6 separate regions of the Homo sapiens genome follow, and regions 2, 3, 4, 5 and 6 are each linked to region 1. The links are chromatin loops, found by intact Hi-C in ENCODE. Cell type or tissue: IMR-90. All regions are shown on one strand. Region 1 holds the start of ZNF184 (zinc finger protein 184). Region 2 holds the start of TRQ-CTG5-1 (tRNA-Gln (anticodon CTG) 5-1). Region 3 has its middle 2.3 kb from the start of TRV-CAC2-1. Region 4 holds the start of TRI-AAT2-1 (tRNA-Ile (anticodon AAT) 2-1). Region 5 holds the start of TRL-CAA1-2 (tRNA-Leu (anticodon CAA) 1-2). Region 6 holds the start of TRT-AGT6-1 (tRNA-Thr (anticodon AGT) 6-1).

Region 1 (4,000 bases):
AGTATGTGCTACAAAAGTTATGATTACAAGGAACAGAGGCTCAGTAAAGTTAATCCTAATGATAAAATTGTGAGAAATCCACAAAATAAAGAAAATACAAAGGCTTTTAATGAAACTACTTTGGCTGATTTAATTCTGAGAAACTTAGAATATATATATAAAAAAATCCACTGTAAAAAAGACTTGAAGTACAAAAAATTGAAGAAAAGTATGGACCAAACCTACATTATTCACATGACTAATATGAATAATGTTAAGACTTCTAATGATATTATCTTTAACAAAGGCAAAAAAAGGACTGCATGATAATAGTTAGGTCAAACCAAACTTGATTGCACAGCCATACCTAAAGAATGTAAAGACAACACCAATGCAGAGAGAACTCCATAGGGACATGTCATAAGCCTCTATCCTTACCCTGATCTGTTCAATGACAGGTAGGAAGAAATAGAAGGAATATTCATCAAATCCGCTAGTGGCATTAAGTTAGAAAGGACAGTTAAGGCACTGAATAACTAAATTAGGATTCATAATCATTCTGAAAGCCTAAAACATGTGACCAAAAAATTGAACAGTCATAAATGTAAGTCATGACATTAAGGATAATAATAATTCCATTACACAAAAATGGTGTAAATCTAGATCACTGCAGTTTATGTAAAAAAGATCTAAAGTTTACAGTACATCACTGATAGTTTTTAAAGCAAATGTGATCTAATGCCAAACAGCGGAAGTATAATCCGAGTCAAAGGAAGTAGTACATTATCCTCTCAGGTACTTTTCAAAGCACATCCAAAGAGCTATGTTTACCATTAGGCACTGCATTTTAAGAAAAATGCTGACAAGCAGGAGAGTTTTCAGAGAAAGGTCTAGATACATCACATAGACCAATCAAAAGAAGTGAGGCTATATTGCTTAGAAAAGAATTTATGAGGAGGAGTTGTAACAGCTGAATTCACATATCTTAAGGGCAGCAGTGTGAAAGAAAGAACAGACAGTTTCCTTTTCTTTGGAGGACTAAGAACTAAGATCAACACAAAAGTTACAGGGACAAGTACATCTGTTTAATATAAGAAACTAAAAAAGAAAGCCAACAAGGGAATAGTCTGCACCCAAAATGGCGAGTTTAATGCCACACTAGTTCGGGCATAGGGTTGACAGACAGCCGTCTGCCAAGGAGATTTCAAAACTGACTCTTTCATTGAAGGGATAATTGCCAAGATGTCTTCTGACTTCAAGATTATAATTTTAATATTTAATATTCAGAAGTCATGTGGGGATCACAGATATTCTGAATGATTATGTCTTTTCATTCCCCAATGGAACGAAAGAAAAAAATAAACTCCTCTCCCAAGTATCTCTCTATAAAACAGAATCTCTCCCTACAATGTAATTCGGTTTCTTTGCTAATCCCTAAGCATACCGTTCCTTCCTTCCAAATCTCCTGCTCTGATCTCAAGTATTTGATACTCCAGTCATGACTGTTCTCAAGCCTCCATCACCCCGCTCTCCCCCAAGTCGACCCCACTACCTTCCATCTCAGGAGCTCATCCCGTTCCTCTGGAACTTGAACACCAGGGTTCGCCAGGCAGCGTTCCTTCAGCTGGTATCTCGGTCTAGGACTCAGATGTCTAACTCCCCTTGCAGGGAATCTGCAACACGCTGAGGTTGTCTACCCTAAAAGACACAGGATGGCGTCAGCAGCATACGTCACACAATCACACATCAGAGTCTTGCAAAGTGACCAAGAGGTGCTACACAAGAGAAGTGCCCCAAGAGAGCACTAGAGAGGTGTGTGGCACTCCGATGAACAAAACAGAGTGGAGATCGGGTACGCGGGTTCTGCTTCAGATCCAAAAAACCCTTGGTGCCCACCCTAGAATCTGGCCGGGGCATCCACAGACCTGGTGTGTTCCCTCTGTGCACACTTGTGACTCACACCCCTGCGAGCTCGGATAACACGAAGACACACCTGTTGCAGAGCGTTAAAGCTGGAAGGTGGACAAACAGGGCGGGGCCCGGCACCCGACTTCCCCTTAGGCCAGAACAAAAGAACAAAGCCCTCCAAGGGATCAGGGCGGGACCGCCCCGCACAGAAGGAGGCGAGGTGCGCCCCCTTCGAGGACTCCCCAGCTTTCTCCTGCAGAGGCCTCTAAGCGCGAAATCAGAAGGGTGACGTCACGAGTCCGGAGGGCTGGCTGTTGCCATGGTGATACCTGAGCTCCCCTCCCCCTATAGCGATCCACACACTCTGATCCCGGGTCCGGAAGCGCATTGACCGCCACCAGACCTAACGCAGGGAGCCGAAGCAACTGGACTTCCAGCGCGCCAACCTCTTTCCACGCCTACAACCGGCTTCAACGGTCACTTCCGGTCGTTACGAGCGAGCCCCGCCCCGCACGCCGGCGCCGGGCGGGCACACTGGACCAGCGTTCCCAGAACACTCCGCGAAGGTGTTCCTGAACTTCATTTCCCAGAGGCTTTAGCTAACGTGTACTTTCGCCCTGCGATGGGCCGCACATTTTCGCCGCCAGTCTTTTGCTCCTGTTTCAGGTATGCGTGTGCATTGTAAACTTGTCTGACTGAACTGATTATAAGAAATGCACGTCTACTGACCGAGCGCAGTGGCTCACGTCTGTAATCTGAGCACTTTGGGAGGCCGAGGTGGGTGGATCACTAGGTCAGGAGTTCGAGACTCAGCCTGGCCAATATGGTGACACCCCGTCTCTACTAAAAATACAAAAATTAGCCGGGCGTGGTGGCGCGCGCCTGTAGCTACTCAGGAGGCAGAGGCAGAAGAATCGCTTGAACCCGGGAGGAAGAGGTTGCAGTCAGCCGAGATCGCGCCACTGCACTCCAGCCTGGGCGGCAGAGCGAGACTCCGTCTCAAAAAAACAAAACAACAAAAAAAAAAAAAAGAAAGAAAGAAAAGAAAAAAAAGAAATACACGTCTACACACAGTTTTAAAACGCAAACAATCGTTACCTTTATTACATGTTCTACCTTCTATTTTCTGTTCTACTCTTTTGTCGTTTTGAAAATACTGGTAGTTACCCATTAAAATTGTTTTCACGACTCTCAAATGAGTGGCGACCAACTTTTTTTTTTTTTTTTTTTTTTTTGAGACGGAATCTAGCTCTGTTGCTCAGGCTGGAGTGCAATGGCGCGATCTCGGCTCGCTGCAACCTCCACCTCCCGGGTTCAAGCGATTCTCCTGCCTCAGCCTCCCGAGTAGCTGGGATTACAGGCATGCACCACCATCCCCGGCTAATTTTTGTATTTTTAGTAGAGACGAGGGGGTCACCATGTTGGCCAGGCTGGTCTCGAACTCCTGACCTCAAGTGATCCGCCCGCCTCGGCCTCCCAAAGTGCTGGGATTGCAGGCGTGAGCCACTGCGCCCGGCCCCAACATGTTTTTCTAATGCTTAAGGAAACCCGGAGATAATATTCCCATGTTTTGCCACTTAGTAAAGCATTTTATATGCCTGTGTCAGCGAGCACATAGCTGCAAGTGTAGCCCATGGCCAGTCTGTCACTGTGTCCTTGGCAGAAAAAAAGAATCCAACAAATCGGTAGGTTTTTATATTTAAGACATGGCACTTGCATTTTATTATGCTGGCGTGCATCCCCAGCATTTGGATAAGGGGCCAAGGTCAAGTCTCTCAGACTGTTGGCTGACAAACATTAAACCTGGAAATCCTAACAGAGTGTATGAAAAACAATTACAGTCAAGGGAACATGATAGAGAAAGCTTCGGTCATCTTAGAGAATGCATATATTGCCATGAAGAGAACATTGGTTTAAAAAAAAATGTTCAAGAGAATGAAAAGACAAGTCACAGACTGGGAGAAAATACTTGCAAAGTACATATCTGATAAAGAACTGATATCCAAAATATATAAGAACTCTTAAAACTCAACAATAAGGAGACAAACCGATTAAAAAAATAGGCCAAAGACCCTAACAGATGTCACCAAAGAAGATATGCAGATGGAAAATA
Region 2 (4,000 bases), 180 kb before region 1:
GATGCGGGTGAGATGAATAACAAAAGCACAGATTTGCGGTCGGCCGGTTAGCTCAGTTGGTTAGAGCGTGCTGCTACTAATGCCAGGGTCGAGGTTTCGATCCCCGTACGGGCCTTTGGCTTTTTCCCCCCTCGAGAAATTTGGTTTTCATGCTCTAAGATGATTCAAATTAACCGTCCCCATTTCTTAACGAACCTAGAACCTAAGTTCGTTTCCGAATCATCTGAAATGCTACATCTCCCCAGGTAATAATCTTCTTCTTCTTCTTCTTCTTTTTTTAAATGTTCTTTCTGTTTCCTCCAGGAATAAGGGTTGGGGACAGAAAGCTGTTCAGAGCAGAGACCTCCAAGACTGGGAGCCTGCTTAATGAAAGGGGGGGGGGGCGGGGAAGAGTTCAAGGAGTGGAAAAATAACTGGCATTTTTTTTAAAAAAATAAAGCTTATTTGATTTCAGATTTTCCTTCCAAATTAGTCCTGAAACCTACCTTCTTTCTCAAATTGTAGAGACACAAGATAAAGAGAATAAATCCTTAGAAGGTTGTGGATATGTGTCTCTGAAAACCCTTTCGAATTTAACTGACAGACGACATTGTCCTGTGAGGAAGCTATCACTTTAAACAAGGAACACAGACTTTTTGTTTTGTTTTGTTCACAGAAACCGATTCTGTGTGTGTGTGTGTGTGTGTGTGTGTGTCTGTGTTTGTGTTTTCACATGGGCTCCTGTGTGTGTCACAAAGGGATATGCGAGGGAGAAGCAGGGAGTTTTCTTTGTGTCCGTTTGGAAGTTTACCCTGCACATATTTCTCATTGGTGAAGGGCAGTGGAAGGACCAGGGGAGCTATGCACTGTCCTGGGAAACTCCAGAGGGACCTTTGTCTACCCTTCCCCTTCTTTCCCTGAGTTGCTATCCTAGGGTTGCTGGGATCTTCCTCTAACCCAGTAGTTCAAGTGCATTTATTTCAGCTTTCTGTAAACAGCAAAGTGGCTCCCCTGTGACTTCGGTAAAATCTTTCCATAACGTGTCCTTAAAAACGCTACATGTTACCCTGGTAAAAACGATTTTTGAGAAAATAATTAGATCTATAACGAAAAGGAGTAAAGCATCTCAGGTATCTGACTCAAATTTCTCACCTGTAAAATAGAGATTATGGGTCCCATCTCACAGCGTGGTTGTGAGCCTCACAGGTAAGGTAACAATAGAAAACACTTGTCACAAAAACTGGCACACGGTAACCTGGCATACTGTGTGCCTGGCACCTGGCACACAGTCTTGTTTAACAATCTCACTTGTCTACCATTGATGAAATAGAGGCCGAGGCCCGGGGCGCCAAGCTCCTAAAGCACTTGAAAGGAGTGGTTTAGGATTAGAGGACTCCTGACAGTTGGAAGTCAACGTTTTCCATTAAGACTGTGGTGTAAAAGGTGTTGAATGTAGGCATGTGGCAGGTAAGCGTCTTCTTGACTTAATCCTCCAAGAGGAAAAGCAGAATGCACCCATCACCCAAACTATGGGGCGGAGGGAAGGAACCTAAAGTGGAGAAATAGGTCACCTATGACTTTAGGAAATGCTAGTTCAGCTTCAGGTTCCATGGTGTAATGGTTAGCACTCTGGACTCTGAATCCGGTAATCCGAGTTCAAATCTCGGTGGAACCTTGGATTTAGTCCTCTGCAGTCAAATCCCCATCGTCTCTCCACAATCTATACTGTTGCTCATACAAATCACTCGACCAAATTTTATTCCTGGTATTTCCACGTCACATCTCTTGAGCGGAGTATCTTTAGCTGCCAACCAAATAATAACTTTCTTTTTGCTGCGCACAATTTGTTCTTTGGAGAAAAAAGAGAGAAGCCTCAAAAGGAAATGCACGAGGCAGTCGCTCGAGTCCTGCTGGAACTGCAAATCAAAGTCTCCAGAAAAGATCTGCAAACAAGTGAGGAGACAATAGATAGGAGGCTAGTGAGAAGAGAGAAAGGAAATTTGGTGATAGTCACGAACAGAGAAAAGCTGGGATGGAAACTGAGGAAAGGACTTACCCACTAAATGGGTCTGGGAGAGGTGACAGTCGCCGAAGCCGAGAGAAAACTGTCCTCAGACAAGACCACAAGGGGATAGAAGCTCAACTTGTGAGGGCTGGGCAGATAGAACAGGTGACGGGAAAGATACAACTGGCGATAGTCAATAGTCAATAGAGATAGATGCTGTTTCGAGTTTGCACAAGCAAGTTTTACTTGGACAGAGAAGAGGGGGAAATGAGCTGAAAAGACTCCCTTTCCCAGGATAACAGAGTTTACTCTACGCCCTCTCCCCGCCAATCTCCCCAGCCACCAACCTCCCGCAGCGTTTCCTAGTGAGGGTTCCCTGAGCTCATTGCTGGGCGCTCAGCAACTCGGCTTTCTTGGCATTTCCGTCTGGGCATGGACAAGCTCCTGAAGAAGGGGTTTCAGAGCTCGGACCCTCTTAGACAGATTGTAGAAGTTCAGTCACCCGGAAATTGCTGGGGCGGTTTGGTTTTGGAGAGAGGCGGGGACGAAAGAAGAAAGCTGTGAGCGAGGAGAGAAGGCAGGGAATGTGAACAGGAAAAAGCTCTTGCGCTAAGGAATGTCAGAGAAGCCAGCGCCCGGTGCAGCCGAGAAGCTTAGCGACAGGGTTGCTGGGCCGGAGACCACGAGATCCTAGAGGCTACAAAGAAACATTTCCCCATATGTGTCTCCCCTACCGCGCACTAGCTCCCTATGGGATGTGAATGCTCCCTACTTCCATCTTCCCCTGCAAATCATTCTCGCCTTTTAGATAATATCTTACCGTGACAGAACAACTGGAAATGCTGGTGTCTCCAAAGTCTTCTGTAAACAAGACACAGAGATGTGTGTCTCAATTGCGTATTTTACACGATTTTATGAAGGAACTGACAAATTCCTCATTTACTTCCGACTAATAACATTCCATTTTTAACAAAACGGAACGTACATATTGGGCCATGGAAAGTTAGTGTTTTCATTTTTTTTTACAATTATTGAGACTCGTAGGAAAATTCTTGGACTTTTATCAAATATGAATACAAATACAAATATGGATATCCGTAAAGTTATATATTTTACGTCCTCCCAAATCTCCTGCTCGCCATCACTTTTATTTATTGCTAAAATTTATTTATTAAATTTAGATAAACGTAATGAGAATGTGTTGAAGATTCCACTTTAAATAATGCACCTTAAATAATCATAAAAACACCTTTTGGAAGGCTCGGACTTATTCAAAACCACAATCTACTGATCTTTTTGTTGTTAATTCCACTGAACCTTTCTTATTCCGGCTATAAGAAGTATTTATCCGCGGACAATGAATTGATGGAGAAAAAAATATTAACAGCCATTTCACTAAAAGATGCATTTCCAATGCAACTCTACTTTTCGTGTATTCTAAATTACTTACCAAAATCGTTGATTTGTGTTTGTTATTGTGTGCCACCATTGAATGTAAAGGTAATTCAAACCAGAAGAAAAACGGTGAAACTCTTGGGGATTTATGGTCAATGGACATAAAAAAAAAATTAGAGGTTTCAATTTATATAAGTATTTTCCGTTGCTGTCAGTTATGATAGCGTTTTTAAGCATAAAAATACATAATATTGGGATAAAATTCTGTGGCAGAAACAGAAAAGAAATACATTGGCAGCAGAAAAAGGATTCCCCCCACCCCACCCCGCCGCCTCAATTTTCAGCTGCTTAGCCTTCAGTAAGAAGGACTGTAAGGCCTAACATGAGATCTGAGGAATGAGTAATGAACTAAGGCAGGTGAAGTGAGGGCAAAGAGAAGAGTTAAAAGAGTGCTGAGGGTGGAAAATGAGAAGGAGAGCATGGAGCTTGGGGAGAAAAAAAATTCACTGTAGTTGGAAAGCTAGAATGGATACGGAGGAACGATGACACTCAAGACTGGACACACGGGCGCTGGGCACGATCATTAAACTGTAAAAGGTTCTCCATATGAAGGTGGAAAGA
Region 3 (4,000 bases), 190 kb before region 1:
GCAGAAGGCTCTGTGATCTCCATCTCTTGGGAGGCAGAAAATTACCACAAGAAAATAGCCGGGAGGCAGCGGATTGAACCCTGGAAACGGCCCGCTCTTTGTGCTGGGCGGTGCTCGAAGGGAAGAAACTGAGGGCCCGGGAGTCGAGTGTGTCCAGTTGTCTGCCAGGCAGGATAAGGACTGGGAAAAATGAAAAAAAAATTCCTAGACATACACAACCTACCAAGCCTGAATCATGAAGACACAGAAAATATGAACATACCAATAGTAGATAAGGAAATTGAATCAGCAATAAAAACATCTCCCATCAAAGAAAAGCCCAGGACCTGTAGCGTCTCTAGTGAATTCTACCAACTATTTAAAGAACTAATAACATTTATTATGGAAAACAGTATTGTGGTTCCTCAAAAAATTAAAAATAGAGATACCATATGATCCAGCAAACTCTCTAGTGGGTATATAGCTAAAGGAAGTGAAATCAGTATGTCCAAGAGATTATCTGCATACCACCAAGATATGGAATTCTTCTTTTTTTTTTTTTTTGGTGGCACAGAATCTCTCTCTGTCGCCCAGGGTGCGATTTTGACTCACTGCAACCTCTGTCTCCCGGGCTCAAACGATTCTTGTGCCTCAGTCTCCCGAGTAGCTGGGATTACAAGCCTATGCCAATATACCCCGCTGATTTTTTTTTTTTTTTGTATTTTTAGTAGGGGCGCGTTTTCACCATGTTGCCCAGGCTGGTCTTGAACTTCTGGGCTCTCCTCGGCCTCCCAAAGTGCTGGGATTGCAGGCGTGAGCAACGGCGCCCAGCCAAGATATGGAATTCTTGTGTTCACCAATGGATGAATGGATAGAGAAATGCGTTTAGCTTCCCTGTGCCTTGGAAGTATCATTTCCAATTTATCATGGGTGTGTACATTTTTATTGGTGTACTTGTGAGCTCATCACTAATTTTTGCAGTCTGTTAATCTACCATAGTTTCAGTTTCATTGTATTTTCTTATATATTTATATTGTGTACTGATGTGTGCATGGATTAGTAATGAGTACTCTATTATTTTTAATGTCATAATTATTCATTATTTATTTATTATTTATTAAAAATAATATTTAATATTAAATATTATTTATTACTTATATTATTTATTATTATAATAATTTATAATATGTCACATTATAAAATATTATTTAATTAAAATTTAATGTCACTCTATTATTTTAATATCATAAAATACATGAAAATACATTTTTCTGTAGAATCACGTTTTCCTCCTACTGTGAATAAAGACATAACTCACTAAGGGGAAGAATCTTGGCCAAAATGTGTGATAAATCATGCAGCAGTTAAAAGTGTGCAAAAACAAACAGTAAAGGTGAAAGGAGGCACAAATTTAATAAAGTTACTCCATAAATCATAATTGACATTAAATGTTGGAATGTAGGAACTGATTTATTAACCATATAAATTTAAAACACACATGTTATCTTTTGACAAATTGTTTACCTATTTTAGTTTTCAAAGTGGGCAAAATTAACACCTCAAAACATATAAGTGTTTTCAGAGAAGGATCACAGAGTGTGTGTGTGTGTGTGTGTGTGTGTGTGTGTGTATAATGGTAATATGTAGACTTAACAGCACCTTTTGCCTAAATGACAAAATGGCCTAGACCCAATCTGGCAGAGTCCTTTTTCCAGAAGAACTGGGAAAACTTTTCATATTTAAGTTTGGAACAACAGAGAGAACGGGAAGACTTTGGCATTTAGAGAATGTGAATATTTGTATTTCTCGATAAAGTGAGAAATCTTTTTGGAAAAGCTATGGCTTTAATCAGTTTCAAATCTGAGACCCCTTTCTTGTAGGCAGATGTGCTAACCAGTACACCCCAAAAAACTTTCTCTTCTGTGCAGCAATCCATAGCAGAATGAAAGGAGGATTCTTTGGATATACTCAAACCTAATAACTTTTAATATGTTTTTCTTTTTAGTATATTTTTATCCACAGTGTGTTTCTTCCTTCATACTTTCAATTCGTTAAAATTAACATTTAGGTTGGTGCAAAAGTAGTTGCAGTTTCGGACCATGAATTTTTAAATCATTATAACTAGGCTCAAACACATCTTTATTAATCAAAATAGGAACCATTACAATCAACACATTTTTGCCAACAAGAAATAAGTTTGTTTATTCCTGGAGGGTAAAAATCTGTGCTTCGGGATTGGACAGAAAATGCTTGCATCCCCTCGTTGTGGAAGCGTTTTACCTGCAAAAAGTTGTGGAGATGTTTGAAGAAGTGGTAGTCGATTGGTGAGAGGTCAGATGAATATGATGGATTAGGAAAATCTTCGTAGCCCAATTCGCTCAACTTCAGAAGCGTTATTTGTGCGACGTGCAGTCGAGTCAACGTTGTTGTGAAGAATTGGGCCCTTCCTGTTAACCAATGCTGGCTGCAGGCATTGCAGTTTTCGATGTATCTCATTGAGTTGCTGAGCATACTTCTCAGATGTAATGGTTTCACGGGTATTCGGAAAGCTACAGTGAATCAGACAAGCAGCAGACCACCAAACAGCGAATATGACCTTTTTTTGGTACAAGTTTGGCTTTGGGAAGTGCTTTGGAGCTTCTTCTCGATCCAACCACTGAACTAGTCGTCGCCAGTTGTCGTATAAAATCCACTTTTCATCGCACGTCACAATCCGATGGAGAAATGGTTCCTTGTTGCGTAGGATAAAGGAAGAAGACACTTCAGAACGGCCCTTTTTTTTTTTCGCTCAGCTCATGAGGTACCCATTTACCAAGGTTTTTCATCTTTCCAATTTGCTTCAAATGCCGCACGGTAAAATGGTCGACGTTGAATTATTTGGCAACTTCTCTCGTAGTTGTAAGAGAATCAGCTTCGCTGATTGCTCTCAATTAGTCTTGTCAACTTCCCATGGCCCGCCACTACAACTCTTCATCTTCAAGGCTCTTCTCACCTTTGCAAAACTTCTGGAACCACCACTGCACTGTACGTTCATTAGCAGTTCCTGGGCCAAAGTGCATTGTTGATATTGCGAGTTGTCTTCGCTGCTTTATGATCCATTTTGAACTCGAATGAGAAAATTGCTTGAGGCCGGGCGCGGTGGCTCACGCCTATAATCCCAGCAATTTGGAAGGCCAAGGCGGGCGGATCACCCGAGGTTGGGAGTTCGTAGACTATCCTGACCAACAAGAAGAAACCGTCTCTACTAAAAATACAAAATTAGCCGGGTATAGTGGCGCATGCCTGTAATTTCAACTACTCGGGAGGCTGAGGCAGGAGAATCGCTTGAACCCGGGAGGCGGAGGTTGCGGTGAGCCGAGATCGCGCCATTGCACTCCAGCCTGGGCAACAAGAGCGAAATTCCGTCTCAAAAAAAAAAGTTGAAGAGGGAAAAAATCGTTTATTTTTTTATATCTTGTTAAGAGGGAAGTGAACTTCGCGTCGTGGCCGGTTAACTTAATTGGTTAGAGCGTGGTGCTAATAATGTCAAGGTTGCGGGTTGGATCCCCGAACGGGCCACAGTGGGTGTTAGCTTTTCATCATTTATATCAATCATCTGTGAACGCTGTGAACGCAACAAATATGTCTGAATACAAACTGTAGATCGTCACCGCTGAACCCAAGCAGTCATCAAGATAATTCCACCTGCTAGAGGGGGTATTAAGTAACACTTAATACCTTAATTTGAAAAAAGGATATTGTTTAGTTGTCGTCCTATCTTTTTTTTTTTTTTTTTTGAGACGGAGTCTCTCTCTTGATGCCCAGGCTGGAGTGCAATCGCACAACTGGGCTCACGGCAACTTCCGCCTCCTGAGCTCAACCGATTCTCCTGCCTCAGCCTCCCTAGTTATTTTCCATAATCTTGATTCTTGAAGATTAGCTTGGCTTGTTATGTAATTCTTGGTTCACACTTTATTTTTATTTTTTAATGCTGATCTAATTTTTTATATTACTGCTCAGAAGTCTGATACTAGGCTTCTGT
Region 4 (4,000 bases), 210 kb after region 1:
GATTCACCACCCGGGCCCCCCACGCCCAGGTGGTGGCACTCATTCCTCAACTACAGGAATATTAACTACTGATGGCTCATGTCTGGGTCCGACTCTGGAACCTACCTTCAGTGGAAGGGAAGTCACTTGCTCCAAGTCACACCCCACCACTGGAGCAGCTCAAATCCCATGACTGTTGATGGAGGAATATATAGGTCTGCCCTTCCCGCCTCCCCACTATAATTAAGGACATTTGTGAAGGACCATTCCAGATTTATATACACCTGTGAGATGGGCTGGACGTATGTTGCGCCTGTATTGAATTCAGCTTCTGTCTTTTCTCAGTCCTGCTCACCTCACCCTCTCACAGATGCTGATTTTGAGAGCGTCCCCAATGAACTTCCCGCACACAAATCGCCATCTCAGTGTCTGTTTCCTAGGGAACTGACCGATGACAAAAAGCAAGTGACTGATGCCTACGGTGGTCTCTTGAGGTCAAAGTAAGTCTAAATGTGGCCCAGTCTTTCAGGAATCATTTACCATAACAAGTGTCCTAGTAAAACAACAATGATAATAATAATCTGTGCCACAAACTTTGAGCATTTTCACTACAGAACAAAACAAACGAAGACATCTACTAGTTGATTAAAAAGATGTACAGGCCGGGCACGGTGGCTCACGCCTGTAATCGCGGCACTTTGGGAGGCCGAGGCGGGCGGATCACTTGAGATCAGGAGTTCAAGACCAGCCTGGCCAACATGAAACACTGTCTCTACTAAAAATACAAAAATTAGCCTGGCGTGGCGGCTCGCACTTGTAATCCTAGCTACTCGGGAGGCTGAGGAACGAAAATCGCTTGACCCGGGAGGCGGAGTTTGCAGTGAGCCAAGATCACACCACTGCAATCTAGCCTGGGCAACAGAGCGACACTCTGTCAAAAAATAAATTAATTAAATAAACAAAAATAAAATAGGGCCGGGCACGGTGGCTCACGCCTGTAATCCCAGCACTTTGGGAGGCCGAGAAGGGTGGATCACGAGGTCAGGAAATCGAAACCATCCTGACAAACACGGTGAAACCCAGTCTGTACTAAAAATACAAAAAATTAGCCGGGCATGGTGGCGGGCGCCTGTAGTCCCAGCTACTCCGGAGGCTGAGGCAGGAGAATGGCGTGAACCTGGGAGGCGGAGCTTGCAGTGGGCCAAGATCGCACCACCGCACTTCAGCCTGGGCGACAGAGCGAGACTCCGTCTCAAAAAAAAAAAAAAAAAAAAAAAAAAAAGTGCAACTTTAGTGAAAGGAGCTGAAGGACACGAAAATGTGATTTATTATTTATGATGTTAAACTAATTTTAATTTTTCATATTCAAAGAGTTGAAATGTAAAGTTAGAAAATAAATGGCAAATTTGTCTAGTCAAAGGATATGATTCTCATTTCTAAGGCGAAGACATGAATATAAAGCATTAAACACATATACTAATAGTGCATATCCAAGATAAGACTTTACAATTTATATATATAAATAAGTGTATGCATATACGTCTAAATAGAGGGGGAGGGCATAAGGAGGGCATTTAAAATGTACATAGGCCAATTAACTTTTGAAAATATTACTACCCTTAACTAACAGAAACAGTCGTGGTAGGAAGAGGGGGAAAGTAGAAACTTGTCAAAAAACAGACAGTAAATCATGAATTAGCTGCTCCAGTGGCCCCTTCCTGGGTTGTCACCTGCCAGCAAGAGCATCAGGCTCCGTCTGGAAGCGGGGCACCTCTCAGGGGCAAATGTTTCACGCCTGCTTCCTCTGAGTTGTCGAATCCGGGCCTCGCCTCCTCCTCCCTTTTCAGATCATAGGATTTCTCTCCCCCGCAAATAATGGCCCTTACTTCGTAAACACGCTGGCTCCGTAATCCCTATTATTGTTTTGGGGGTTTGGTTCTGTCCAGGGAGGAGGTGAGGGCAGATGCTCAAGAGAGGCTGTCCCCACCGTCCTTTTGTCTCAGCGAACCGCAGTCCGCGCCCGAGCGCCACTAGCTGTCCTGGGACGGGAACTGCAGCGGCAAGTGTGTGACTTTCTTGAGCCCGGAGCCACAGGCCTGGGAAGCGCCGCTGAGACTTCAGGGTCGTAGTGACAGAGGAACCACCCGAGGCTAGGCGGGGAGAGGGTGCAGTTTCCGGATCCCGAAGGCTTCGAGAAGAGCCGACCTGTCTGGAAGGGTCTCCAAGAACAGAGAGGACTCTGCAACCATCACTCGGGAGCCGCGTCCTTTCATCCTTGAGACAGCTCCGTGGTCCAACGGTTCCCCGATCCGCTGGCCGAGATCTCAAGCTTGGATGCAACTTCGGATTCGCCCCAGGCAGGAGGAAGGAAGCCCCGATTGGAAACGTTGACTTGAATCTTCTCGGATCAGAATTAGCAGGTTAAGAAAAACTGTTTCCCCGTAAGAAGCAGGGTTCTTTGGTGTTCAATGTGGAGCTCCGCCACTCCCAGCCCGGGTGAAGGAAAACTGGGAAACAGAATGAATGTGATTATCTATTCGAAGATAAATTTCCACAAAGCATGCCGTTTGATAGTAGCTTATAATGTGGAAGTAAGGCATCCTGTCATCCGGCCGGTTAGCTCAGTTGGTTAGAGCGTGGTGCTAATAACGCCAAGGTCGCGGGTTCGATCCCCGTACTGGCCAAGTATTCTCTGTGGCTTTTATCACCAGAATGGATAGTAACCCAGACATCGATCTAAACGTGTACCTGTGTGTTTCTCCAGGCTTAACTTTGCCCCGAGAAAACGGATCTGTGAATTTGGTGCGCCCTCGCTTACTCGACAGCGGTTAATTTGAACGGGGACGTTTCTTTCCGCTGCCTCCAAGGCATACCCACATCCTACCCGTAAAACAAAGGGGCTATAGGCACCTTACAGTGACAGAGGTACGTTACGGTTGGAGGCTTTTGTGATTTTTGTCCTCCTCTGCCCCGGGGAAATTTTCTTGGAGTAAAATACTGAATTATTTGATTACTTCCAAAAAAAAAAAAAAAAACGCATGTAAAACCACCCACCGTTTGTATCACTCATGCTGGGTCATTCCGTTTTCTTCATTTCAGTCTAAGAGAAAACAAGATTATAAAGTGAGAAAGAAAAATTTTCAAAAACTTCAACGATAACAATGACAAAGATCTTTGTTTTATATACTCTGAACGCTTATTCCAATGTGAACAGGATACATACCTTTAAAAATATTTTTCTAATTTAAGAGTTTTTTAAAAAATAAATAACACCTTATTATTATACAAAGAAACATTTTAAAGACAATTTAAAAAGATATAGTAAAAAGTTCTCTTTTCTTTCTTTCTTTTTTTTTTTTTTTTTTTTTTTTTTTTTTTTGAGACAGAGTCTTGCTCTGTAGCCCAGGCTGGAGTGCAGTGGGCCGATCTTGGCTCACTGCAGCCCCTGTCTCCCAGGTTCAAGCTATTCTCCTGCCTCAGCCTCCCGAGTAGCTGGGATTATAGGCGTGCAGCACCATGTCTGGCTAATTTTTGTATTTTTAGTAGAGACGGGGTTTCGCCATGTTGGCCAGACTGGTCTCGAACTCCTAAGCTCAGGCGATCCACCCACCTCGGCCTCACAAAGTGCTGGGATTACAGGCGTGAGCCACGCTGCCTGGCCTTTCCTTCCATTTTTATTCTTCATCAGCTCAATTCTCACCACCACCTACTATAGGTAAACTCTGTCCTTAATTTCTCATATATCCCTACTGGGTTTCTTTATTTAAATACTGCATTTATATTGATTATTTTTTCTTCTTTTTCACACAAAAGAGAGCTTAGTTATTTACTCGTTGTTCTGCATTTACACTTTTTCTTAATGTATCTTAGATGTTTTAAATTGCACTTTTCAACTTTGTACACTGTTAAAAGCAGAGCTTATTTGGGAGGCCTAGGCGGGTGGATCACGAGGTCAGGAGATAAAGACCATCCAGCCAACATGGTGAAACCCTGTCTCTACTAAAAATACAAAAATTAACCG
Region 5 (4,000 bases), 1.5 Mb after region 1:
CTCAGCTCACTGCAACCTCTGCCTCACAGGTTCAAGGGATTCTCGCGCCTCAGCTTGGGAATACAGGGGTCCGCCACCACGCCCATCTATTTTTTTGTATTTTTAATAGAGACAGGGTTTCACCATGTTGGCCAGGGTGGTCTTGAACTCCTGACCTCAGGCAATCCGCCTGCCTCGGCGTCCCAAAGTGCTGGGATTATAGGCATGAGCCACCGTGCCCAGCCTCATATGTATAATTTTTAGTTAAATTAATAAATTAATATTTATGGTTTTCATCATTATGACTTTGTAATATTTTTCACAGCTGAGCTCCATGGTATACCATAATTACCTTCTTTGACAACCTTTTGTTCTTCCTGGGATTAATAATTGCCTCCTGTTCTTTGCTTACTTTTCTAAATATTTATTCCTAATTCAAAACCAGCTTTCTGACACTATTTTCTCGTCAAATGCATGAGGCAGTATGTCAGTTCCATTTTCCCCCATTGGAAACAACCCTCGTTTAGCCCTCTTTTTTCTATTCCACCGTAGACTGATTGCCTTCTAGCCTGGTAGCTCAGCAGTTGCCCCGGAGTTTTTTCCTTTACCTTTCTTCTGTGTTAGGTCCCCAGTCACCGGATTTCATATTTCCTTTTTCTTAGTTTAATTCCCTAGTTAGTGGACAATTCTCCAGAAGCTTTCTGAGAAAAGGTACTTGGGAGATAATGTTCTGCAAATGTCCATTCACATTTGATTGATAGTTTGGCTGGGTTCAGAAATCTAGTTGTGGAAACTATTTTCCTTTATTGAAATGATTTAGAAGGCATTGCCTCATTGTCTTTCAGCTTTTGGTGTTGGTGCTGCTGTGGAGAAAAAAAGATGACATTCTAATTCATAATCCTTTCTGTGCAATCTTTTAGTTTTGTTTTCCTTCTGGAAACATTTAGGATATTCACTTTATTCATCTGATATTTCACAATGACAAGCTTTATTGTGGGGCTTTGCCACACCCTATGCAGGGTAGTTGGTGGGCCTTTTAAATCTGGAGACTTAAGGTCTTTGGTTCTGAAAAATAATCTTATATTACATCTTTATCTCCTTTATTCCACTTTCTCCTCTTTTCCTAGAATCCCTGTTAGTTTGTTGGCATATCTTCTATTATACACCATTTTATTTTCTTATCAATTCTTTGCTATTTTCCATCATTCACCCCAAACTTTCCAGATTTCTACAACCTTATTTTGAAATTTTAGGCCAGGCGCAGTGGCTCACAACTGTAATCCCAGCACTTTGGGAGGCTGAGGCGGGCGGATCACCTGAGGTTGGGAGTTCGAGACCAGTCAGACCAACATGGAGAAACCCTGTCTTAACTAAAAACATAAAATTAGCCGGGCGTGGTGGCGCATGCCTGTAATCCCAGCTACTCTGGAGGCAGAAGAATCTCTTGAACCTGGAAGGCAGAGGTTGTGGTGAGCCGAGATTGCATCATTGCACTCCAGCCTGGGCAACAAGCGCCAAACCCCGTCTCAAGAAAAAAAAAAAAGAAATTTTTAAAAATCCAGCCATCATAATATTATTAATAATTTTAAGAACTCCCCTCCTTTTTGTTTCATGAGTGCAGTATCTTCTCTTACTTTCCCGAGGATTAATTATAATTTTTAAAAAATCCAACTTCCTGCATTGTATTTGTTTCCTCTTAGGTTCTTCCTGCCCCCTTCTGTTTGTATTCGTCCTTGTCTTATTGTAGAAATATTTTCACAACCACCTGATTATCCTTGGTTGTCGTACATATTTTAAGTAAGGCACTAAACACCTGATTCTGGAAGCTCTGTGGACCTGCTCCAAGCCTGTAGACTGCAGAGTCTTTGGGGATTCTATGGAGACCCAGCCATTTCTTTGGGAGATCCTCAAATACCAGTGTTTGTCGTTGTTTTAATTTTTATTTTTTCCTTGTAAATTGACTTGGATATCTCATCTGTCTTTCTTTATCTCTGGAAAACTTTATCCCAGTTTCCCTTGACATACTCCTTCAACCTCCTGGGAGAGGTAGGGGGAGGGGAGATGAGCCTGTTTGACTAGTTCTGGGAATGTGGTGAGGGAAGAGATCTGGGGATTTCGGCTCAGTGCTGACACTTCCTTCATGCTACTCTGGTTTAGCACCCCTGCACTTCACCCTCTTTCAACTCCTGACCAAGTCAACTCCTGTTACTCACATCGACAGTCATTTTTCATGTTCAAGACCCCTGAACCGCTCTCATCCCCCACTCTCCGCTAACTCTCCTGCTTCGCTTCAGGTCTACATTGCCTCGCTCATTTCTTCCCTGCTGAGCTCTTTGATTAGTTTGCTAAGCAGCATCTCGGGAACAGCCCCCGTGCTATGTGTTCTTTCTTGTCATGGATATGTGTTTTTTCTTGTCATGCTATGTGTTCTTTCTTGTTCAAGGCAGAGTCGCGGCTGGGTTGTTAGGATGCTCGCGCCCCTGTACCCGGGGCGTGCAGGGAAGTGTAAGAAGGGGGCGAAGGGCGAGAAACGCTGAATTCTAGCCTGAATTGGTAGGAGAGCCTCGCAAGCTGAGTCACGGTTCCTGATTCCATTTAAATAGAACGTTTTGTTCACTTGTAGGAATTTCCTTTTCCATTTCTTTCATTAAATCGCGAACGTAGTAATGACTTAACGCTGGTTACGCATTCATTACAATCGAAGATTATATTAATTTGCGATGGTAAGTGTCCCAGGTGTCAGGATGGCCGAGTGGTCTAAGGCGCCAGACTCAAGCTTGGCTTCCTCGTGTTGAGGATTCTGGTCTCCAATGGAGGCGTGGGTTCGAATCCCACTTCTGACACAACTATCTTATTCTCCTTTTACTCTACTTTCTCAGCCATTTCTGTGTTTTCATTCTTTCTACCTCAACTTTTTTTATTCTAACTAAAATGATACACTCTCAATGAGGTCTGCCCCCTTGCTTTTCAGTCTTGTTCGCTGTTTAGTAGTGAATCACGTTTTGCCCCGCTTTGGTCAGTTCGTTAAAAGGCGCATTCATTTACCACATGAGCACTCACCCAGAGGCGTACTGGGAGGAAACTAGACTAGGTAGGAATAGAAAGACATGTATACAGACTCCATCATTACATACTGGCCCTGAGCTCATAGGTTATTGGGACCGCAGATTACATGTTTTTCCTCACGGCCAGAAACCATCAAAAATAAAAGTGATGAAACTGAAATTGAAAGCAGCAAGGTTCACGCTCAAGGTTATCGGAAACAAGGCAAAAGGAGAGAAATGAAAGGTTCCACCGAGATTTGAACTCGGATCGCTGGATTCAGAGTCCAGAGTGCTAACCATTACACCATGGAACCCTACTTAACAAAAAATGGATACTCGATCCACCTGGGGTCTCTCTTGTCTTCTACTTACTAATTGATTTAAAGTAATTTTGCAGGGGCAGTTTTTTTGTTTTGGATGGCCAAACGCAGGGATGGGAGGGGTAGGGCTCACACACTGTTTCCACCGCGCCTTTCTCCCAGATTTCTTTCCATCCTTCGGGGCAGGGCAGTATACTGATCTGGGAATATGGTTATTCCTGGAGATTTTTATTTTCTTTCGTTTCCAGCCCACGAAAAGGTGAATTGAATTTTAGTCTCACGGTTTGAAAGGGAGAAAAGAGAGAAAAGAAAAAATATACTATCTACTTTCTACAGTCTTATTTATTCATTGTACGATACCTACAGATGCCTCTAGAACAACCTCCGAGTATCTTGGCACTGCCCCTCAGTTGTAACCATGGGCTTAAATTTTTAAAATCTGTCTCCCGCATTCCTCCAAAATGCCTTAAGTGCAGGGCTGAGTCTCAGTAGTCTTTGATAGCCCACGGTCTGCTACTTTGTAGAAGCTCAACCAATGCTTGTTGCATGAATGCATAAATGAAAGGATGAGTGAATGAATGAATGAATGAATGAATGAATACTCAGTGGGACAGCCCAGCTTAGACTTTTGGGAGACTTTAGACTTCTTTTTTGCCT
Region 6 (4,000 bases), 310 kb before region 1:
TCCAGAACACATTTTCTCAGATCTTACTGGCCTGAGTAGCAGAAATCTATGGACTCTGACTCAGAGGCTATCTCTTAGTGAGAGAGCTAGGGTCCTAGATCTATTACAGAATAAAATTGTAGTGACAAGTGAGTAATAGGGCTCAATAAAACCCATGCTGTATGATTTGCTCGAAAAGTAGAGAGCTTGCTTGGCGTGTACCATATGATACTCAGTGCAAAGCACATGTTTATCTTAGAGGTGTGAAGTTCTCTGGTTCACAATAATGTTTTGCAGCTTTGAGTGAGCATTGCTAGAAATCTGGTATAAACAGGGGAATTGTGAGATTAAAAGCTTGCATTTTATGAATGCACTAATATTGGTATGGAAGTATCTTACACAGTCTGCCAACCACATTTTCAGAAAGAAAACTGTTTTACTCTACCTATGGCATTCATGGTCTTGAAATGACTTTTTAATATTTCTATGTTTTATCATTCTCATCTCTCCATGGAAATTAATGAAAGTTACCACCTTCTAAGATTGTTCTAAAGATTTAAGGGTGGTAAATGCATGATGGCACTAGCTCAGTAAGGTACAAACAAACAAACAAAATAATAAAATAAGCCATTTTTGGAGCTAAATAAATAAATATCATTGCTACTTAAGTGGTGGAAGGCCTTCATGCAGTAGTAATATTGCAAAGACTGGTACCAGACTCAGCATCTATTTAACTTGACTACAATCCTGTGCTTCTTTGATGCTGATAAGGTAGTTCTAACAATAATAAGAAGGGTTTTGTCTGTCCTCAGTATTGAGGCTTATTTGAAGATCTGAGCAAGGCTTTTTATAAGGCGGATGTTGGCCAAAATGTTTGCTATGATAGGCCATAAGTTTAGGGAAGACACAGATGTTGTGGGAAAAGGTAGGTTCTAGAAAGAATAGCCCCAAAAGTCAGGGAATCAGGAAAAGAACTTTCCTTCTAATGTCAGCAGAAATCCGGATGAAACACTTTAAGCAGGGGTTTCGTAGTGTTAATTTCTCTCAAGGGTGCAGCAATCTATCTGTAGCCACACCACTCCAGCACCTACTTTATGTTGAAATGTCTGCTTGTATCTTGGAAAGATTTCCAAAAGGAGAAACAAAGGGCTTTTCTTCCAGGGTTTTACACATACCAAGATTTATGAAACACCTGTCAGTGAGAAACAGAAGTCGGGGAATACATAACTAAGCTTCACAAAAAACCTCAGCCAATAAAGCTGAAAAATTGGTATAACCTGGCTTTGTGATTAGCTAGGTAGTGAGTAGAGGTTCATGACCCACAGGAAATAAATCAGAAGCAACACCAGGCTTGGTTAAAAAATAAAAACTCAACCTCAACCTAAGTAATTTCTCATCTTTCCAGGGTCTTGCATTTTGTGGATGCTTAATGAATGCATATGCAAAGCACCAGGCAGTTATTTAAATATTTCAGGATATTGGTTTCATCTGCTTTTCCCCATGCTAAGCTGCATTCAGCTAAACATTCCATGACTCCTTCTGCATTCATTAAACTGACAAAGAACCTGAGATAAAAGGTCATGCAACTCTGTGAGGCCCAAGTGAGAGGTTCCCACAGCATCCTGTGAGGGCTATCACATTGTACTCTACTTTGTTCTCTACTTCTCTGTATCATCCACGCAGTTTTACAATCTATGTGGGTCTAGAAATTGAGTCTATTTTAACCCAGCAGGCAAATGAGCAGAACAAGACTATGACAGAAGCAAAGATATCCATCCAGGAGAACTCCCTGTGTACACCTAACTCATTGTTTCTAACAGCAGATCTCCTGTTGAGACCAAAGCTGTCTTTGAAACAGAGGGTCTCAAGGTGCCTAGTTTGGGTAAGTGGGAAGCAGGGTGACCACAGATCTCCACGACATCACTGTGTCCTCGTCTAGGCTCACTTTCTTGTGCCAGATTAGATAAAATAGAAGGAAGCATAATGGTTTTACTCAATTGCAGTGAATTAGCTCAGAAGGTAGTGTCGTGGGTTCTATAACCCAGCGGTAAAGAGATTGGTTTCCATATCACTTGTGTTTTTGTTTGTTGTTGGATTTTTTTAGTTGGTTAGTTTGTTTTGGGGTGTTTTTTGTTGTTGTTTTATCTCCCTGTAGAACATAAATTCAATAATGGAAGAAAATTTTGCTGTTTTATTCAATGTTCTTTCTCCAATACCTAGAAAAGTACCTGAAATGCAGTAATGACTCAACATTTGTGGACAGAATGAATGCACGAACAGAGAAATAAATTTAAAATATGTTGCGATATCCAATATTTCCTGTAGGGGGAGATAGTCACCATGAAATAGAAATTTCACTCATTTCAATTTGAAATAAATTCTGAAATCTTGCATTGAAGAAAAGTATTTTTTTTAGTGTTGGAATTGCTGCTTTGTTGCTGGTTCAGAAACACAGATGTGCTTTCTTTGTCACAAAATTAAGTACACTTTTGTCAAATTGATACATTTTACAAAAATGTTATAAATACGATATATCTGAACATATGCCCAACAGGGGCCCTGTGGCTTAGCTGGTCAAAGCGCCTGTCTAGTAAACAGGAGATCCTGGGTTCGAATCCCAGCGGGGCCTTACGTGTTCAATTTTATATTTTCAATAGTATGTTGCAAATACATATGTTGAAAATGCATTAAGGAATTTATAGGTTGTGAAATCCGTATTGAGCGATTAGCACAATTATGGAGAGTCCCTTGCAGGTAACTGCATCACAATATGAAAGGGTTGGGATGAAGGGAAAAATTAATAAAGTTTCTGTTGGTAAAAAGCAATGGGTTTGCTGATGACAGGTAAGACTGGGGATATACAAGTTGTACAAAAAAAAAATCTTGTAATACATAGTAGAGAGTAACATTTCAAATTCTGTTGTAGACGTTCAGTCTCCAGCCTCTTAACCTTGATAGCCATCATTTTCAGCTACATGATAGATTTTGATTATCAGTGTCAGGCAAATAATTAATAAGTCATGGCATTTTGTTTGGAGTCTGATTCACTTTGATTTTTGAAAACAAGAGAGCAACAGTGCAATTTATATTCTCACCATTTCTGTTTTGTATGACCCTAAGAATTGTCTTATTTGTGCATCTAGGATCTAGGGACTCAATGATATCTCGAGGAAATAAATCACAAATGAATGAAGACTTTCCTGAATCTTAAGTGGCATTGCAGTTCATAAACTAAAGTGTACCCTCTACAGCACTGGCCTACTCATTAGGCTTCTCAGTTTTATCTAAAGAGATTTCAAATGTTATTATCAGAGTTCTACCAGAGTCATAGTCTTTTCACTGCTGTAAAAGTAGTCCTGCACTGTGCCTGAAATCATTTATACTTCAGAGTAAATCTGAATTCTGCTTTCTCATTTTATTCATAGCAGTTCTCTCCCACCTACTTTCAAAGGAATGTGAGCAAAAGAGATTGTCACAAGCCTCAGCTTCACTTCTAAGAAAACTGATATTTAAAGGATCCTGAAAATTGGAATGCTGCTATTGAAAAATTTGTAAACAATTGATTAAGCTATGTCTTCAAAGTTTAAGTATAAAAATACAAACTTGAATACTACAGTATTCTCTCCTTCTTGCAAACTAAATTCAAAGAAGGCTGAAAATATCTTAAGATTTATATATTACATGTCATAGTGTTATTCTTGCTCTACGCTTACTAAAAGCTCAGAGAGGAACAAATATGTTCTCAGGTACATTTCAGTTAAGTGGCCCTAAACAACCTGTGTCTGAAATATTAAGTGGAACACACAAATCACATACCAAACTCTCACTACCTGACACCTGTCAGTTACTCCAAACTCAACCTACACATTGAAAGGAAGCTTCAGGTCCGGTGCGGTGGCTCACGCCTGTAATCCCAGCACTTTGGGAGGCTGAGGCAGGTGGATCACAAGGTCAGGAGTTCAAGACCAGCCTGACCAACATGGTGAAACTCCGTCTCTACTAAAAATACAAAAATTAGCCG

What was found. Hi-C counts contacts between places; a loop is a spot of excess contacts. Peaks named below come from ENCODE experiments on the same cell type or tissue, not always from the same donor. Only the 100,000 strongest peaks of a DNase experiment are listed, where the experiment ranks them.
Region 2: it touches region 1 in a loop (6-fold over the local background); 11 of 110 quality-filtered maps call a loop at or near these places.
Region 3: it touches region 1 in a loop (3-fold over the local background); 11 of 110 quality-filtered maps call a loop at or near these places.
Region 4: it touches region 1 in a loop (2.6-fold over the local background); 23 of 110 quality-filtered maps call a loop at or near these places.
Region 5: a loop joins it to region 1, with 5 times the contacts of the local background. A loop is called at or near these places in 8 of 110 quality-filtered maps.
Region 6: it touches region 1 in a loop (2.8-fold over the local background); 41 of 110 quality-filtered maps call a loop at or near these places.

Annotation. Positions count from the first base shown.
Region 1 is chr6:27,470,757-27,474,756 of GRCh38, forward strand. It overlaps ZNF184 (zinc finger protein 184), which reads right to left and starts at 2,349. Exons shown (of 6, transcript NM_001318891.2): 1 at 1,973-2,349; 2 at 1,532-1,677. The coding sequence starts at 1,538. LOC105375001 (a long non-coding RNA gene) reads left to right here and starts at 2,368. Exons shown (of 2, transcript XR_926664.4): 1 at 2,368-2,553. RefSeq lists enhancers at 1,471-1,600, 1,931-2,020, 2,041-2,140, 2,201-2,360. In IMR-90, no CTCF peak of the experiment used is centred here; DNase peaks (open chromatin) are centred at 1,685 and 2,395; H3K4me3 peaks cover 2,270 bases; H3K27ac peaks cover 1,503 bases.
Region 2 is chr6:27,293,851-27,297,850 of GRCh38, forward strand. TRQ-CTG5-1 (tRNA-Gln (anticodon CTG) 5-1) reads left to right here and starts at 1,583; the gene lies at 1,583-1,654. It also overlaps the pseudogene TRS-ACT1-1. In IMR-90, no CTCF peak of the experiment used is centred here; DNase peaks (open chromatin) are centred at 101 and 1,651; H3K4me3 peaks cover 1,961 bases.
Region 3 is chr6:27,280,622-27,284,621 of GRCh38, forward strand. It overlaps the pseudogene TRI-AAT10-1. Among named protein-coding and RNA genes, the nearest start is that of TRV-CAC2-1, 2.3 kb to the left of the region's middle. In IMR-90, no CTCF peak of the experiment used is centred here; no DNase peak of the experiment used is centred here; H3K4me3 peaks cover 420 bases; H3K27me3 peaks cover 2,001 bases.
Region 4 is chr6:27,685,599-27,689,598 of GRCh38, forward strand. It overlaps TRI-AAT2-1 (tRNA-Ile (anticodon AAT) 2-1), which reads left to right and starts at 2,590; the gene lies at 2,590-2,663. RefSeq lists a cis regulatory region at 1,676-3,064, an enhancer at 2,317-2,396 and a silencer at 2,557-2,836. In IMR-90, a CTCF peak has its summit at 2,016; DNase peaks (open chromatin) are centred at 2,033 and 2,723; H3K4me3 peaks cover 1,284 bases.
Region 5 is chr6:28,938,336-28,942,335 of GRCh38, forward strand. It overlaps TRL-CAA1-2 (tRNA-Leu (anticodon CAA) 1-2), which reads left to right and starts at 2,718; the gene lies at 2,718-2,822. TRQ-CTG1-3 (tRNA-Gln (anticodon CTG) 1-3) reads right to left here and starts at 3,337; the gene lies at 3,266-3,337. RefSeq lists enhancers at 1,923-2,492, 3,064-3,633. In IMR-90, a CTCF peak has its summit at 1,705 (motif pointing left); DNase peaks (open chromatin) are centred at 2,716, 3,046 and 3,306; H3K4me3 peaks cover 2,536 bases; H3K27ac peaks cover 818 bases.
Region 6 is chr6:27,159,737-27,163,736 of GRCh38, forward strand. TRT-AGT6-1 (tRNA-Thr (anticodon AGT) 6-1) reads left to right here and starts at 2,535; the gene lies at 2,535-2,608. In IMR-90, a CTCF peak has its summit at 2,309 (motif pointing right); a DNase peak (open chromatin) is centred at 2,675.